Regions from separate parts of the Mus musculus genome. Here region 2 is linked to region 1. The links are chromatin loops, found by intact Hi-C in ENCODE. Cell type or tissue: left cerebral cortex. All regions are shown on one strand. Each heading gives the region's core, and the rest is flanking DNA. Links, peaks and the distances in the headings are about the cores only. Region 1 has its middle 110 kb from the start of Nectin3. Region 2 has its middle 19 kb from the start of Gm4737.

What was found. Peaks named below come from ENCODE experiments on the same cell type or tissue, not always from the same donor. Only the 100,000 strongest peaks of a DNase experiment are listed, where the experiment ranks them.
Region 2: a loop joins it to region 1, with 2.5 times the contacts of the local background. A loop is called at or near these places in 2 of 42 quality-filtered maps.

What each region holds. Positions count from the first base shown.
Region 1 is chr16:46,381,576-46,386,970 of GRCm38, reverse strand. No RefSeq gene overlaps it. Among named protein-coding and RNA genes, the nearest start is that of Nectin3, 110 kb to the left of the region's middle. In left cerebral cortex, for the core only: no CTCF peak of the experiment used is centred there; DNase peaks (open chromatin) are centred at 2,499 and 3,390.
Region 2 is chr16:46,171,186-46,176,580 of GRCm38, reverse strand. No RefSeq gene overlaps it. Among named protein-coding and RNA genes, the nearest start is that of Gm4737, 19 kb to the right of the region's middle. In left cerebral cortex, for the core only: no CTCF peak of the experiment used is centred there; DNase peaks (open chromatin) are centred at 3,032 and 3,320; H3K27ac peaks cover 228 bases.

The sequences.
Region 1 (5,395 bases), core at 269-5,268:
GCCAGTTGTCTAATATTCATATATTAACTTGCCAACCAGGATGTCAATAACTCATGTACACCTCTTTCTACAGAGGTGAATGTCAGTTCCCAGGGAGGTCTTGGGAATGTAAACTTTACTCACTTTGACCACTACTCAAAATGGAAGTCTTATAGAAATAGTTTCTTATATTGATGCAGGTGTCTCTATTATGTTGGGGCCCACCCCAGGGGCAGCTTATACCATAAAAGCTTATATATAGGTGCAGGAATTGGTGTTGGGTGGTTGGTTCGGGTCCAAGCTTATTTTGGGTTAGTATACAAAACAGTTTTACTGTCTTCTATCATGATTGGTTTCCAAGGGCACAGAACATAACAGAAGATGTAGTCAATCTTGGCATTAAGAAGTTTCCTAGCAGAAACATATGAGAAAGTTTTCTTATAATGGTAGGCTAGCCAGGTAACTATTTCCTAGGCCATAAAGTTTTACCTAAGCCTTAACATTTTACCTAGACCTTAACATTTCATCTGGATCTTAATGTTTTATCTAGGCTCTAAAAATAACAATGGACTAAACCTCTGAAACTGTAAGCCAGCCCCAATGAAATGTTTTCATTTATAAGAGCTACCATGATCATGGGGTCTCTTCACAGCACTGGAAACTGTAACAAAAACATGTATGTACAGTTTCCATGTAGAATGTCTTGGCTTCTCTTGCACACATACCTAGGAATGAACCTACGGTGGTATGGCCACCGTGGCTTAGCTTTTGGCTTTTTCAAAGCTGCTGTACCATTCTCACCAGCAGGTTCTATTCAGTCTCAGTGATGATAGCAACCCTAGTGTATGTGTTGCTGGAATTTTCCTGCAGCCTCGTGGTATTTACTTATTTACTCCAGCTCCTTAAAGGAAGACAATCCACCAATCCATTCCTTTCTCAAGAGCAGTGTGAAAACAGGCTACAGACTATATTCCACCCACAGTTAGCCGAGTTCTCACTGAGAGGATGGACTTAAGGGACAAATGCATCCAAACATTGCAAACATTATGCTTGCTAAAAGAGAACAGAGGAAAGTATAAGCCCATAACAGACATGGAAAATTGGAGAAAATATATACGACTGACTTAACAAATTGCCTCACTACATACTGGTCATGTGTTATAAGCACGTAGTCCCAGCACTTGGATAGTAAAGACAGGAGTATCAGGATTTCAGAGTTATCATCAGCTGAATATCAAGTTCAAGGCCAGCCTTGGATACACAAAAAGAAAATATTTGACTTACTTGGAGGGGGGGAAAAAAGCCCACTGAGTAGATTCAATTGCTGATTTCTTCATGAGTAACTAGGACCAATTTTAAACTTCCAGGGGTATGCTACTGAGCCAGCCCTGGGAGCTGGAGTCAGCTGCCTCCCTCAAATCCATGATATCAACCTCCCTCACCCCTACCTCTGTTCTTAACTCATGGGAGCCAGTAAGTATAACTTATATCTATGCCATGACTAGTCTCGATCTTTTACACATGCCTGAGGAGAAAGGGAATGTTTGCCTCTTTCATTGTCTCATTAACGCACCACAACCTTTTACTGTAAGTCCTCCTTACCTTAGGATCTTAGCCAGTTAACCACAGGTTTGCTTTTGTTTGTTTGTTTGTTTTTCATTAGGTTGGTTGGTTAGTATTGTTTAATTGCACCAACATTTGTAGCTCTCAAAGTTCAAAATCAACAAACAAAAACTCTTCCACAGAATAAAAACAAAGAGCAACACTTTGACTACCTAAGTTCCCTGAAAGTACATTTAGCTGGCAGTTACATGGATGGGAGACGGTCCTGCAAATCCAAACACAGACATGATCCACGAATGTCTTGTGCAACAGTTTAAAGCTTGAAAGCGAACCACAACAAAAATTCAAAGGACTTGTCTCAGTGGTTAGATATGCATGCAATGCCTCATCAGATGTTTGGCCTCTGCTTCTTTGCTCCAGAGATGCCAAGAAAAGCCTCCGTTTTAGATCTCTTTCCACCAAAATGCAAGGGGCAGCAGGGGTCAGGGTGGGATACCCTTCTATACCTTCTCAAGTTGCTGCAAAACACTGGAAAAATTAGATGGTGACTCACCCAGAAAATAAGCAGTTCATAACTCAGACTTTCAATATCCCTCTGCAACTCTAATCTTTCCACTTGGTATTGCTTTGTGTAATGTACTTCAGTACAACCACACCTTTTTGTCCACAGTCTCCTGGGCTCTTGTCTTCTCTAAATACTTTCCCTCCTGCTAGTATGGCGCAGAATTTAGTGAGGGTTCCCCTCCTTTGCCCAGGCATATGTCCACTCCAAGCAAAGCAAAGAATGCAATCGCTTTGCTGAGCAAAAATGCTACCTTGCTACCTTTGTATGGGCTGGCCTGATCTTCATTGCAGAGAGGAGAATGGATACAGAGCACTCTGCTTTGCCAGAGCTACGACTAGAGACTTCCTACACAAGCATGCAAAGAGATTGGGCGTTGAGCGTTCTGTGACTAATTGTAAGCTTTGAGAGGCAGCTCTGTGACTTCTTTTCCTGGCTAAAGGAAAGGCAGTCTTTCCTTACATGCAAAAGATGTCCTGACACAGATGTCCCCTGCTGCGATCCAACAGACTTCCAGGATTTTCTTGGAATAGTCCTTTATTCCAAAATAAGCCTGGCTATCCCCATAGGAACCTCTCAGATGGGGCATCACGTCAGTGGGCACCCACGCCAGGGTCTGTGCCCTTTGCCCTAATTCAAACATTAGTGCTTGAGATAGTCCAGGTGACAGCAGGGACTGTGAGCTCATGGCTCCCGTGCTTCAGCCCATCCTCCTCACATTTCAACCATCCTGTCCTCAGCAGGGGTAGGAAATGGTGCCACTGTCCTGTTCTCTGCTGTGAATACAAAGAACACCACTCTCTACGGCTGCCTGTTTCTTGTTTTTATTTTTTTAAAGATTTTATTTATTTTATGTATCTGAGTACACTACTGTCGCTGTCTTCAGACACACAAGAATAGGGCATCAGATCCCATTACAAATGAGACACCATGTGGTTGCTGGCAATTGAACTCAGGACCTTTGGAAGAGTAGCCATTGTTGTTTAACGACTGAGTCATTTCTCCAGTCCAATGTGTAGCCCAGGCTGGCCTCAAACTTGTGATCCTCCTGCCTCCTTCAGCAAATCCTATCGCTGTGCACCATCACAACCGGCCAGCTGTCTATTTCTAAAGTGGTAATAGGAGGTTGTCAGGACAGCAAGGCTGCTTTGCTGTGTAGAAAGAATTCTATACAGAAGAACAAGATATCCCTCATCAAAGACCATGTGGGACACCTCTGAACTACAGCTCACCAGGACAGGTGGTGTGCAGTGGGAGTGGTATATGTCTGTGCATATGGGGAGTGTTTGAGCATGTGTGCATGCAGATGGTATTCGCAGACAGCAACACTATAAAAGAAATCTGGGGTGTAGGATAAATACTAGGCATCTGTAGCTCTGGAATATAAGGCAGGACGTAGGATCAGGTTGGGGAAGAAGAAAACTAGCCCCACTGCATGTATCACTGTGACAGCTGCTACATGCACAGCATATCAGTCAGGCCGAATAGACTAATATATCTCTGCCTCAATCGTTGCTGAATATAGGACACTCCAGAAGGCAATGCAGCCATCTATAGCCCTGGCAAGACTGGCAGCTGGCTTTGCAAGCCTCCCTTTGAAGGGGATCCCTGTGGTAGAGCTTCAGGTCTGTCTCCGTACACTCTTAATGCTTACTGATTCACTTTGGGGATCTACTTCAGGGCACCTCCTCCATGGCCTTGGTGGACCATACTTATGCACCTGGCTTTCAGGCTAAGACTGATCTGCCATGTCTCCATTTTCATTCTTTATTTTAGATTTGCCTTATGCTAAATGGTTGAATAGATGTAGTAATTATCCAAGGAACACAGTGCTGATTCTCACCCCTGAGAATTCAGAGCCGCTGATCACCACACCTCTCTAGGGCAAAAATTACCCTTATAAAAAAGTATATCGATAGCAAGGGATACCAGCTAGACACTGAAGGTACACAGTTTTCTTTCCACAGTGGGTCACAGCATCCTGAACCTTCTGTCTCGGGTTAGTTCTAGGCAGTCATAGCTTAGACTTCACAGGAACTTTCACTTGAAAGTGAATGTGTCCCCTTGGGAGATAATTCACAGAGCTCAGAGCTCAGAAACAAAAAGGAAGGTCTCAAATTCTTCCAGGAATGAGAGAGTGATGGTGCGTGGGGACACTCTTGTTTCCATTCTTGTTGTCTTTCTATTGCAAACACAGTCTCATGCAAAGACCTTGAACTCAGTGTGCATGTCCTTTCCTGGAGGAGCAACTATCTCTGTAGATCAGAGCTAAAGATGGCACACCAACCAATCCCCACTTCAATTGGCAGCAACAGTGATTTGGTTCGATTTCTAATTGCCACCATATGTGAAATGCCCAGTGAATCCCACACGGTTGAACCTGCATGCATTTTCTACACTGTAAAGGAACCCCTGCAACTGAGTCAATGTCGTGACATGTGTGGAACCATGTCAGAGAGACACATACACATAAGTACTCAAATTGCAACGCTTGCTGAAGCCTTACAGAAAGGAAAGGCAAATCAATACGCAGGATGTGTCCATTCATTTCCAAGCTTACAGTGCCAAGGTAGTTTGTGTGTTGATTTCTTTGCCTAGCTGGAGACTCACACTTGCTCTTTGATGCTGGCAGGTTGACTACTAAGTGGCAGCAGGAGCTTAGAAGTCCTTAGGAAAGTGGCAATGCATACTGCTGGCCCCATTCTTAATGCCTGTATCCACCTGCTTTCTCGCTGCACCATCTTATTATAGAAGAAACCAAAGGTGCTTAAGAGAGCAAGAAGGGGTCAAACTGGGCATTTATGGTAGCATCGGCCCACCCACTTCCCTTGTTAACTCCCTCCTCTTCATACTATCACACTGACTATTCAATTTCAGGGTGACGTATGGAGGGACAAGCATGCATCCCATGGAACCTCCCTAAACAAAGTTCCTCTTGTAAACAGTTGTAAAAGCATCCCCAGATGACTATACTTCTGAAAAAGACACAAGTGTAACCATGGCAGAGTTGATGAGTTCTGAGAAGACTCAGCACATGAGGAGAATACTCAACTGCTATGCATGGTGTCCCATGATGACTTATGCCATCTCTGCCATGTTAATAATAGCTTGGATTTTTTTTAAATCATAATTATCTGATGGAAAAGTCATACACTTTCCTGGCCTCCATGGTCTATACTATGATTTCTTCACTGAAACCTTCAGTGAGGTTCACAAAGCATTTTTTCCCCAACATGGGCTTCATCTAGATGTGCTAGAGACCCCCTTCCTGCTAGGAGTCTCATTCAAAGG
Region 2 (5,395 bases), core at 240-5,239, 210 kb after region 1:
CATTTCCACAGAAATCTCTAATTGCATTCAATGGGGTATACTCTAAAAAATAAGAAGGATCATTGAATGTTTGAGGAAGTTTTGGGGGAGGACTGAGAGAAGTTGGATGGGATCGTGGAGGTAGTATAAGCATATATATTTTATATATGTGTGAAATTCTCAAAAAATAAATGAAAAATAAAGTGATTATGAAGAAAAAAGGAGAAGTTACCCTGTAAATGTCATAATTTTTTAAGAGGAAAGGGATAAATTTATTTCAAATTCTAACTATGAGCAAAACAATAGACTGCTGGTATTCAAATATCATCAGAATTAAAAGAGCTTGGAATACAACGTGTAAATATGTCAATTATCCCCCAAATCGTCAGTTTCTCAAAGATGAATTAGTGACTGTGAGTATACTCCTTACTGCTGAGATTCCTAATTCATGTATGAAAGCACAGAATTTAATCTGTCTACAAAATGATAAGATCTAGCATGTGAACACAAAACAAAGAACCACATTATTTACTGATTTCATTTCATTGACTTGTTTATAATTTATGTTATATTCTCATACTCCCCCAAAGAAAAAACTTAATGTAGCCTTAAAAAGTTACTATATATATATATATACTATATATATATATACTATATATATATATAATTATATATATAAAATCTTTTTTCAAAAATGTATATTTACATTCTATTCACTTCTTAGCAGCAAATATAGCATAAAGCACACAAAAATGAAAATAAGTGAAGAATAAAATGAAGTAAAAAAGGCATTACTGCTTAGAATGTGTGTTCTGGTGTTCCATTCCTTTTATTAGTAGATGCTTATTACAAATTTAAAGAATTTTCTACCATCTGACACAAATAGGAAAGCATGCCAAGACATTGATCACAAAGGAGTGTATGGTTACAAATTTATCCATCTCTGAAGAGAGGAACCCTAAAATTTGTTGTTGATAGTTGAGAACATTTTATTAAAGAAAATGAGGGACAAAGAAAGCTAGACTGAAGTCCATAGTGTACAGGATAAATCTGGTGACCATGTTCGATATAGACTTAAATTTTGAGCTAAAATAGAGAATATACTATTTATCTTTAAAGAAATCGTCCATAAATATTCTTTCATCAAATCGGAAGAATACTAAATTTATTATCCTTCCTCCCAAACCTTGAGGCTGTTGTAATCCAATTCCATGAATTAATACTTAGATGTAGTTTATTTAATCAGTAAAGGTAAGGAACAAGTAAGTATATTTCTGTAGTCACCTGGAAAAACTTAACAAAGACAGGGGCACAGACTGAGTGACGTTGTGTCTCCTCAGAGGTTGGCAGAAAAAGCACATCACTCCAGGAAGATAGCTTGTTATCAAGAAAGCAAATGTCAACAAGTCCTGGTGAGGATGCAGGGAAAGGAGAACCCATATTCACTGCTGGTAGGAATGTAACCTTGTACAGCCACTGTGAGAGTCAGGACAGGGATTCTTCTCAAAGATAAAATCAAACTGTATGGTTTAGCTTTACCACTTCTCCATATAGTTCTAGAAGACTCTAAGGCAGCACATTACAGAGACTCTTACCATTTGTGTTGACTGCTGATCTATTCAAATCTGCAAGGAAACAGGACCAGCCTAGATATCCATCATCAATTGATAAAGAAAATGCATATATATATATATATATATATATATATATATATATATAATATATATATATATATAATTGAATTTTATGCCAGTATAAAAGTATAAAATTACAACATGCTGAGAAAATAGAAGCAACTGGAAATTATTATTTTATAATCTGGACACAGAAATTTACTTTGCTCCAAGAGTTAAAACTACACATGTATGCATATATATATATATATATATATATATATATATATATATATATACACATATAATACATGCATGCATATACATATATGTATATGTGTATGTATCGTCATATATATGGGTAGTCATAAAACTATATAGGAGATAATGAGAGGAAAGAAAGATCTTAGAAGAGATCAAAAATCTGTTGGTAAAAGTAGAAATGACTTTTGTGAAGGAAAGGGAAGAAGCTGTAAGTGAGGTACAGGGGAGGGCAGTGGAAGAGAAGAACAGTGGAGAACAAAATATAATGATGCATATACATATATATACGTGTGTGTGTGTGTGTGTGCTCTGATGAAACCTATCACTTTATATGCCAACCTAGAAAAATACTGTGTATGGTTTTAAATATTGAAAAGCCTACCACATTGGCTCTTGTGCTGTCCAGAATATGCCCATCAGTTTTCATTTCTTTTCAACTTTACTTTCTCCATATATGCATTTAGCATACCTTTTAAATTATACTTTTTAGTCAGTATACAGAATAATATGTTTCAGTATGACATTTTCATACATATGTATCATCGTGCTTTGTATTGTTCCTATACTAACCTCCTTGTCCTTCCTTCCTCTACTGGTATGCTTCTTCCTCCCAAACATATATACTATATAGAACATATATGTGTATACATTTGATATGCATGAATTTAAAATTCTGCATTTTAGAGAGACAATATTTCTTTCTTATCCTCTTTGTAACTTCCCAACTTCCCCTTTCCTCCTCTATCTCTCTCTTTCTTCTCCTCCCCATACAGTAGTTTGCCTTCTATTTTCATTGCTCTCTCTTGCTCACTCTCTGTGTCTCCTCTCTCATACAACACACACACACACACACACACACACACACACACACACACACACACACACACACATGCACACGTCTTTCAAAGGAAGGCCAGCATTCTTTCCTCCTTGCATGACAAGCTGGCTCAGAATTGTCTATTTTTCCTATCTTGACCCAAGAATCAGCTATGTTTTCAAGAAGCTCTAGAAATTCCTGATCTCTGAATCTGAAAGTGAGATTTATTCTCACATAAGTGTCTGGAGCTAGTGGCATTTTGCAGGTGGTCCATTTTATGCATTTGAATCTTCTCATAGTCATTTACCTGCCACAGTGGCCCCAAATCAAGTCTAACAGTGACTGAGAGCGCATCAGTTATCAGGAAGTTTAGTGTCGTGTATCTCACCAGATGTATGCCATCCATATAGTATATGCAGTGTTCAACATTATTCTCTTCTAATCAGAATTCTGGTGGTCAGAAATTATTTAATATCTGTTCTGAGAAATAGGCAACAAAACTCTATGGTTCTGAACCTAATATAGATGAGTGTACATTTCTTACTGGTGCTTTCTAAATATATTTTCTAGCTTATCTACCCTGAAATATGTTCCAACATTTTTAGATCAGGACAGCTGGACACAGCTAAATGCAAGCTATTCCCTGCCCCCTTAAGCCATATGCTCTGGGAATCACCCTGGTGACAGATTTACAGCCCTTTGCTGTGATCAAGAGGAAAGTAGGTGCAACTCTAAAGTATACCTCACATAATCCAGGCACAAGAAGGCAAAGCAGAAATTTATTACCACTTCTCTAGTCTTATGAATACAAAACAGAAAGTAGATTGTCAAGATGAAAAATACCACAAGCTACAGTGGTATTTTTGAGTGAGTACATTTTTCCTAAAATGCCCATTTGTTTAATTTACATATACATTTTAAATATTATAGTCATCCTAGATGCGTTGAGTTTGTTTATGGAACTCTAACATCTGAATACCTCAGTAAAATACTAACAGTGAAAAACTTGAGAAAAGGTCTTTTTGCCTTTACTAACCCCGCCGTTACCTCTGTGCTGCAATACATTCTCTTTAGTGGTAAGTTTCTTCACTAATGGACTAAAATATGAGTTTTCTTGTCAATTTTCTTTATTTTAATGGACTATATACTACCAGAAGATGTTAAAATGGATAATATAAGAGTACAGACGTTCCAGGGAAGGAGCTAACTCAAACTTATGTTTGAGCACAGAGACCTGCTCTGCCCTTTAAAATCAAATTCATCAAACCTTTATTTCAACAGTTCTACTTATACATTATGGAAAGAAATTCCTGATAACCTTATTTCCTGTATGATCTGAATGGGTCACACTGCTCAAGCTTCCTCCCAGCTTATCACTTGCAATGTTTGTCTTCCATGGAAACAAGCAAGATACAGAAAGAAGAAATGAAGCCTCGCAACAAAGCAACACCATCAGGGGTTCTATGTCTATCAAATGTTTCCTTGTGCTATATTCAAATGTTTCCTTGTGAGATATATATATATCCCGCCAAGTCCACTTATTGCTGCCTATATGTGTAACTATGAATACAGGACTCTCAATTGGAACATGGGTAGCCTTTCAGGGGTTACATTTCTGAATAAAACTACTCCCTTCCTCAGCAGCCGTCAATAGCTAATAGCTCCTCAACCTACATTAGAACATTATGAGGCCCTGCTTATCCAGGCTGGGATTTTGGCTGACTTTGTCTCATACATGTCTTGTGTAAGTAAGCAGTGAGTTTGTGTATGCAACAGCATTCTGTGTCCAGAACCTACTGCTTTGTTATACATGCTCATTACCTTTGTCTTTTACGGCCATTGTATCTCCTTTTCTGAGATATTTCATGAGCTCTGTGGGTAGGACGTGCTTGATAGATATCCCATTTAAAACTGAAAACCCCATGGTCTTTTGTTCTCATCCCTATGACTGGTGGTGTGAATCTCTATTCAAAAGAAGCTTCTCTGATGAGGGTTGAGAGTTGCACTAATCTATAGGTATAAAAATAAGAACTTGGTGGGGGTGGGAGAGTGAGTTTATTACTATGTACAATCAAGAGTATAATAGTAATCGGTTCTCACCTCAGGCCTATGATCTAACCAACCATGAAGTTTTAGCCTAGTTAATGATACTAAGCATGGATTTCATCTTTAAATCTAATCAGGAAATGGTTTGTTACTCCATGACGTTCATGCCACTATTGCACCAGCAGGAACATCTTGTCAGAGTATCCATTATCATTGCTCCCAGAGATCACAGCTGGGTTTAAAAGACTGTGGATGGTTTTTCTCCCTCAGCAGCGTGCATAGCAACGTCTGGCATCATGAAAGCAAGCCAGAAGAAAGGGAAGCTTTGGGTTCATTCCACCTTCATCTCTTCATTTTCTATGATTCAATTATGTGGCATCTTTAGGAATAGTCTTACTATTGCCTTTTGGAAAATGTTTAGGAAAATGGCAATAGCCTGTAGTGTTTGGTATGTGTCCATAGTATTCCACTGTCCAACAACCAAACAACAGGCAACCCACAGCTACATTTGGTATCTGGAGAAACATTGTACCTATTATAGATCAATGTCTTTAAACTCTGTTATGTATGCATATAATTTTAAGAAACTTCTAAATCAGTAGATTTCCATATGGATTTTATAGGTCTTCAGTGTTCCATTTCCTTCTCTATATGTTCTTCTCTTTTATTCCCATCT